Regions from separate parts of the Homo sapiens genome. Here region 1 is linked to region 2. The links are chromatin contacts, found by Hi-C or POLR2A ChIA-PET in ENCODE. All regions are on one chromosome and are shown on one strand. Each heading gives the region's core, a stretch centred on a gene start or an enhancer-like site at or near the end of the contact. The rest is flanking DNA. Distances are from core to core; before and after follow the strand shown. Region 1 has its middle 72 kb from the start of LINC00862. Region 2 has its middle 65 kb from the start of LINC02789.

Region 1 (3,008 bases), core at 9-2,508, 1.2 Mb before region 2:
TTCTGGTCACTAAAAAGTAACCTAAGACCAAAAAGGCAACAGACAAACCTAGAACACATTATAAGAAAATGCATTTTATAACTTTTTTAAAATGCATTTAGGACAACAAATTGGTGAAAATATAAGGAAGCACTGAAAACAATGCATATTTTCAGGCGCAATTTAAAATAAGGATCTCATTAAGATTCATGTCCCAAGAACATTTTTATTTCTAAAATAGGCTTGGTTCAGCTGAGGCTTTTTATGTATAATTTAACAACGGAAACCATAACAACAATAATGTATGGATAGGAAGAGTTTCTTCTCTTGAATGAACAAATTAGGTCATCATCAAGCAGTTTTATTTAATGGGAATCCCCCGTGAGGTATTCACATAGTGAGAAATAGTTCTTCTCCCTTTAGAGATGAACGCTGAAAAGAACATTCCACTCCATTTCACACAAGAGTGGAAGGGTGCAGTGAAAATTGGGAACGTGTTAATTCCTGACAGTGATGCTGGAGTGCGTCCGCCAATCCAGCTGTCAGCGCTGTTAGGAGCACGGCCGAGCCTGCAGCCACTACGTTCTGTACTTGTGCTAGGTCCGAGCGTTTGAAGAAAAGATAGCAGTTTCTCCCTTGCTCCCTGCTCCGTGGTTCCAGAGCAGGTCTCTGATTTGGAGCTTATTAATAGCTTTCCATAATAAGATCATCGATAAAATTCTGAGCACCCAGTGCATCTACAGTGTAAGAATTCTTACCAGTAGGGTGACAGCACAAAGGAAACTGAGGTTCTAATTTTGACTCCCCACGGGCGATAGGCATCTCCTCTTAAAAATCTGCGTGGTGCAGAAGGCTGGACTCGCGGTGCTGGGGATGACCTTGGAAACATCTCCAGCACCTTTCTCAGCAAGTCTAGATCTGCAACTGGGAGGGGAGGTTTTGCCGTTGATGGTGTGTGCAGCACCGGGGGAGGGAAATCCTGAGTTGAACTTCCTTCGGAGAGAGCCTAACCTTTCTACCAGGTCCCATGCTCCGGACAGGTATTCTTTGAATGTGTAAATTGAAGTCACGCTAAAAGTGACAATGCCGACCGGACTTGTGTACCTAATGGGATTTTGCAGTATAGACGAGGTTCTTTTAGGCAAGACTGTCAGGAGAGCGAACGCTCATTTTCGGTTTTGTTTTGCAAAGGCTTGCCACCCAGGGGGAGCTAACCTGCTCTGCCGGGGGTGCGGGGCCGGGCGCAGCCGCTCCGGGGCTCCCCCCTCCCGGGTCGCAGCAGCCGGGGGCGCGCGGAGCTGCGCCACGGTGAGGTTGCATCTCATGTTAATTGCTTTAACCTCTGGTAGTTTCAGCGGTTGTTGGCAGAAAGATTCGGGCTACAGTGCGTTATGGGATAAGGCTTCGGATCGTGCTCACCGGGGAAACAATGGGCTGGATTTTGAGGAAACCGACCCAAGACGTTCATTAGCCGCTTAGACACTCGGGGCCCTTTGCAAATATTAACATAGCCTGTGTATAAACTCCCAAGGGCAGGAGCTTCGTTGTTTGGTACGCGTTTTTTTTTTTAAATTAAAATAACGTAGTGCAGCGCCATGTTGAGTATTTAATAATTCCTTGAGAAAGTATTTTGGGGGAAAGGCTGATCAATAAAGAAAACGGAATTTCTTCCCCCCCGCCCCCGTCCCCGCATGCTTTTCTTCTGCATTTTACACTTACATGTATCTTAGAGAAAACCATACATAATATTTTAAAGAGCAACAAGGTGATCACCTTAAGTGATAAGAAACATGGCATTAGACTGAAAGCAGGGAGAGTTACCTCTAATAATAGCTCTCATTGAGTGCTTATTGCGTGTCAGGTACTCTGCACTGTCTCCTTTATTTAAATTAATTTAATTCTTTCCACTGCCTGGTGTGGTAGGCAGTGTTATCCCCACGTTGTGGGTGAGGGACTGTTTTCTCTACTGGCTGGCAGCAGAGGGTTCAGACCCTGTCTCTGGGGCCGGGTTTCTCCCCTCACCCCCTACAGGGCCTCAGATGGAGCCTGTGGCCAGCAGTAGCCTCAAGTATGGATCATAGCATCAGCAGCCTGCCTTTAAACCCAGCCTCCCCCACCTGAGCTGTGTGACTTTGACCAAGCTATTTAACCAGGGTTTCAGTTCATACATAGCTCCTGGGTTTGCTAGGAGATATAGAGCAATGTACACTGAGCCAGGGGATAGCAGGGGCTCAGTGAGTATTAGAAATGCACAATTGTTTTTGAGATGGGGTCTGGCTATATTGCCCAGGCTGGTCTCAAACTTCTGGGCTCACACAATTCTCCTGCCTCAGCTTCCTAAAGTGCTGGGATTACAGGTGTGAGCTGCGGTGCCCAGCCAGAAATGTAAAATTCATAGGAGTGTTACTTCTTTATCTCTCAGTAGCCGGTGACTTAGCCCACAACCTGCAAATGTGTTGTAAAAACAATACAGTGAAGACGCAGGAGAATTTAGGAGTTGAGCTTGAATCTGGAAAAGGTGCTACTGGGATACAAATCCTAGCTCTGCCTTGCTGGTTGCATGATGGAGAAGGTTAATTAACTGCTCGGTACCTCAGTTTCCTCCTACGTAACATAGAGACAATAATAGGGTTGTTATGAGACTAAGATGAGGGGATGATTAGGAACTACTGTACATGGGGCATGGCATCTAGTTAGGGAAAAATAATTGTGTCTGTTATTATCTTCTGCAGCTGTTAAAATGGTGCATTTTCTTTTCTGTATTTAAATGCTAATGGTTCCAGAAGAGAACCATTGTCTTTCTGTCTTAATATTCTCCTGTTCACACTTTGATTTATATTCTCATGGTATTTTGCTTAGATATTGACACTATTTCACCTTTTTTCTTAATGGGTTACAAATATCGGCCTGTAATATTCTTATGTCTCCTTTTGGACTTAGGGAGACACAGGACCCTCTTGCATTCTTTCACCATTTAGTGTCTGCTGTGAGCTGGGCGCTCTGTAGTGTATCTGTGCAGTGTGCATGGA
Region 2 (2,700 bases), core at 158-2,657:
GGAAGATCCCCCCATATTGCACATATTGTTTTATTGTCTTCTTTGTCATTCTTTCTTGTTCCCACTTCTCCCCTTCATCTTAGCATTAAGGTTTTCTAGCTAATCTCTCTCTGACTTAGTGATGAGGTTCATTGCTAACAGAGGGTCATGATCCCCATCCCAGATTTGTTTATCACCATAAGACTTGAAAAAAAACACCACTGATAAATGTACTCACAGCATTATATTCCTTTACAAAATACTCACCATAAAAATATTTAAACGTTGGATAAAATGTTGAAAGATCATTTTGTGTGCTTTCACTAGCTGACTGAGAGACAAAAGTCACTGAAGGAGGAAATTCCAAGTCTTGCTAAAGATCACTCTGTAAATAATAAATCTTTTCTTAAGTCAGAATACAGCATTCTATCCTTCATGAAAAATTCTTACCAAGTTAAAATTTGAAAATCATTTTGTGTGTAGCTTGACCTTCCTTGTGAATGTCATGACAGGCATCTATTACACTAAATTGATAGCTTGAAAAGTTCTGGATCAACATCAGGCAAACAAGAACAGGAATAGACTTTATGTAAGGGCTTGAAGGAGAGACCATCACAGTCTGGCCTACCCTTTCTCTCCCCAGCAGTTTTAATTACATAGTATAAATACATGACCACAGAATCTAAATACATGACCTGGTAGGAGCATTTCTGTGTAAAGTCTGTGGTCACAGGGACAGATGGCAAAGCTTCCAATTGCATCAGCTGTCTCCCTACTACTCAAGAAAAGGCGCATGTTTCTTGTAAAACAACATGCTTTCATCCTGCTGGGGCAGGGACTGAGGAATGAGTGGAAATCACTTTTCCTAGTTGTCACAGAGCCCCAAGAGTGATATAGGTAGACTTTTCACCCTCTTGTGCTTATTCTTAGCACCTCACAAGAATCAAAGTTCGACAACTTGGCAGCTTTGAAAAATGTCATAAGTTGCTTTTCAACTATATTTTCTTTTTCTATGTCTGAAGTGGAAGAAAAGTAGCTGGAAGTAAAATACTGCATTAAAATTTTTTTATACCTTAGTAAATTAATATATTCTACTTATATGGACATTTTAAAAATGAAATGATTACTAGGGAAAATATATGCTGAATCATCTTCAAAACATTTGCACTTGTATTTTTTCACATAGATACAAAACTAAAATAATTTAATATGGATTTGTTTAATACAAACTAAGAGCTGATGTGTTCAGAGATAACACTTGAAACAATGTCAAGGTTAGAGGACATAATCCAGATGTATGTCATCATTTACAAAGCCAAAGCCAAAATTATCTTGAAAATTACAAATTTGGTGGGTTATTTTTAGTGTCAGCCAAGAGGAAAACCCAGGGTTTGTACCATAACAGCAGTGCTTAGTTTTCATGAGTCTGGAATGTAGTCATCAACCCAGCTGAAAATAGGCAACAGCATCAGTGTGTGCTAGAACAGAGACTGCATTGCAGTTGGTGTGTGTGGACAAAGACTAATTCTTAGTATTGTTGGAAAGAGTGACTGCCACATCACAAACTGCTACTGTTCAAACTTCTCAGAAGCTGCATGCAAAATAAAATAAATAAAACAACTATCCAGCACAAACTTTACACAATACCACTTCAATTTCAATGGCATCCCATCATTTGACCAGGATAAATAGGTTTCATATTTGTAAGTATCCATATTTTTAGATTCAATCTATGAAACCAAATATTCTTTAACTAATGGGATAAGATGATGTCTTCTTAGAGAGGAAAAAAAAAAAAAAAAACAAAACACTTGAGCTCTTCTTCTTACCTGAGAGAGAGCTTTGGAAACTCTGGGACTAAACAAATGAAGACAGTACATTGATTTGTTTCTTGTGAAAGAAAAAGCCAGGGGAACTGCACAGCCACAGCATGGCTCATGAAAACCTTTAATCTATTATGGAACTAAGACGTGGTCTTGTTTTCTCCTCAAGCAGCTACAGTCAGTGAAGCTGGGACTCTATTTGCTAAGACAGGAGGAGATAATCTTGAGGGACTGAGTTGGCAATGATCAGAATTCTGTAGGACTCGAGGCCAGGTATGAACAGTGGAAACTGAAAATGCCTTTGACCATGATGCCACGTATACATTGAAGACCTCCTTACATTCTCCTTTCCCCTGGGAAGAGGGGAGGTCAGCCACACTCAGCTCTAACAAAGTCCTTTTGAAGCAGTTGGAGCTGAGGCTGTGGCCACTGACCAGCCCTGGCTATGATGATCAAGCCTGTTTTAAATACGCTAGTGTCTTGGAATTCCTGGTTGTTGGAGGTAAAACAATGATGTCATAGACATATAAAGAAATATGATAAATATAAAACAGGAATGATATGATTCTGTTTTGTATAAGTAAAAAAATAAATTTAAATTATGCGTAGCAAAAGAGAATATTCTAATTAAGAAAAAATAAAAGAAAATGAGAAAAGAAGAAACTCAGAAACTATAGATTGGCTTGCAATATACATATCCAAGTTTCTGCTTGGTGCTTTTCAGTACATTATGTCATTTAGCCTCTTAATTGTTGTCATACCTTTAATCTAATTACTAAGCTGATTTTCAGCAAATAAAAAACTCAGAAAGGTTAAACAAATTGCCCAAAGTAATAGACAGATAGATAAATATCATATAAGAAACATAAAACAAAAGCTATGAGTATCAGAAATGAAA

The links. A loop is a pair of places that touch in the nucleus more often than their neighbours do. ChIA-PET counts read pairs that join two places held with the same protein, here RNA polymerase II (POLR2A). Pooled maps may share reads with other maps.
Region 1: a map with no recorded cell type shows a loop between it and region 2 (2.4-fold over the local background). The contact joins two enhancer-like sites. A Hi-C loop is called at or near these places in 1 of 37 single-sample maps with no recorded cell type and 1 of 50 pooled maps. POLR2A ChIA-PET finds 5 or more read pairs at or near these places in 1 of 52 experiments (OCI-LY7).

What each region holds. Positions count from the first base shown.
Region 1 is chr1:200,300,606-200,303,613 of GRCh38, reverse strand. No RefSeq gene overlaps it. Among named protein-coding and RNA genes, the nearest start is that of LINC00862, 72 kb to the left of the region's middle. RefSeq lists silencers at 908-1,125, 1,151-1,340. Within about 2 kb of position 1,258, at least 13 of the 41 ENCODE cell types and tissues checked have a DNase peak (open chromatin) inside an H3K27ac peak, as active enhancers do.
Region 2 is chr1:199,082,523-199,085,222 of GRCh38, reverse strand. No RefSeq gene overlaps it. Among named protein-coding and RNA genes, the nearest start is that of LINC02789, 65 kb to the left of the region's middle. Within about 2 kb of position 1,407, at least 2 of the 41 ENCODE cell types and tissues checked have a DNase peak (open chromatin) inside an H3K27ac peak, as active enhancers do.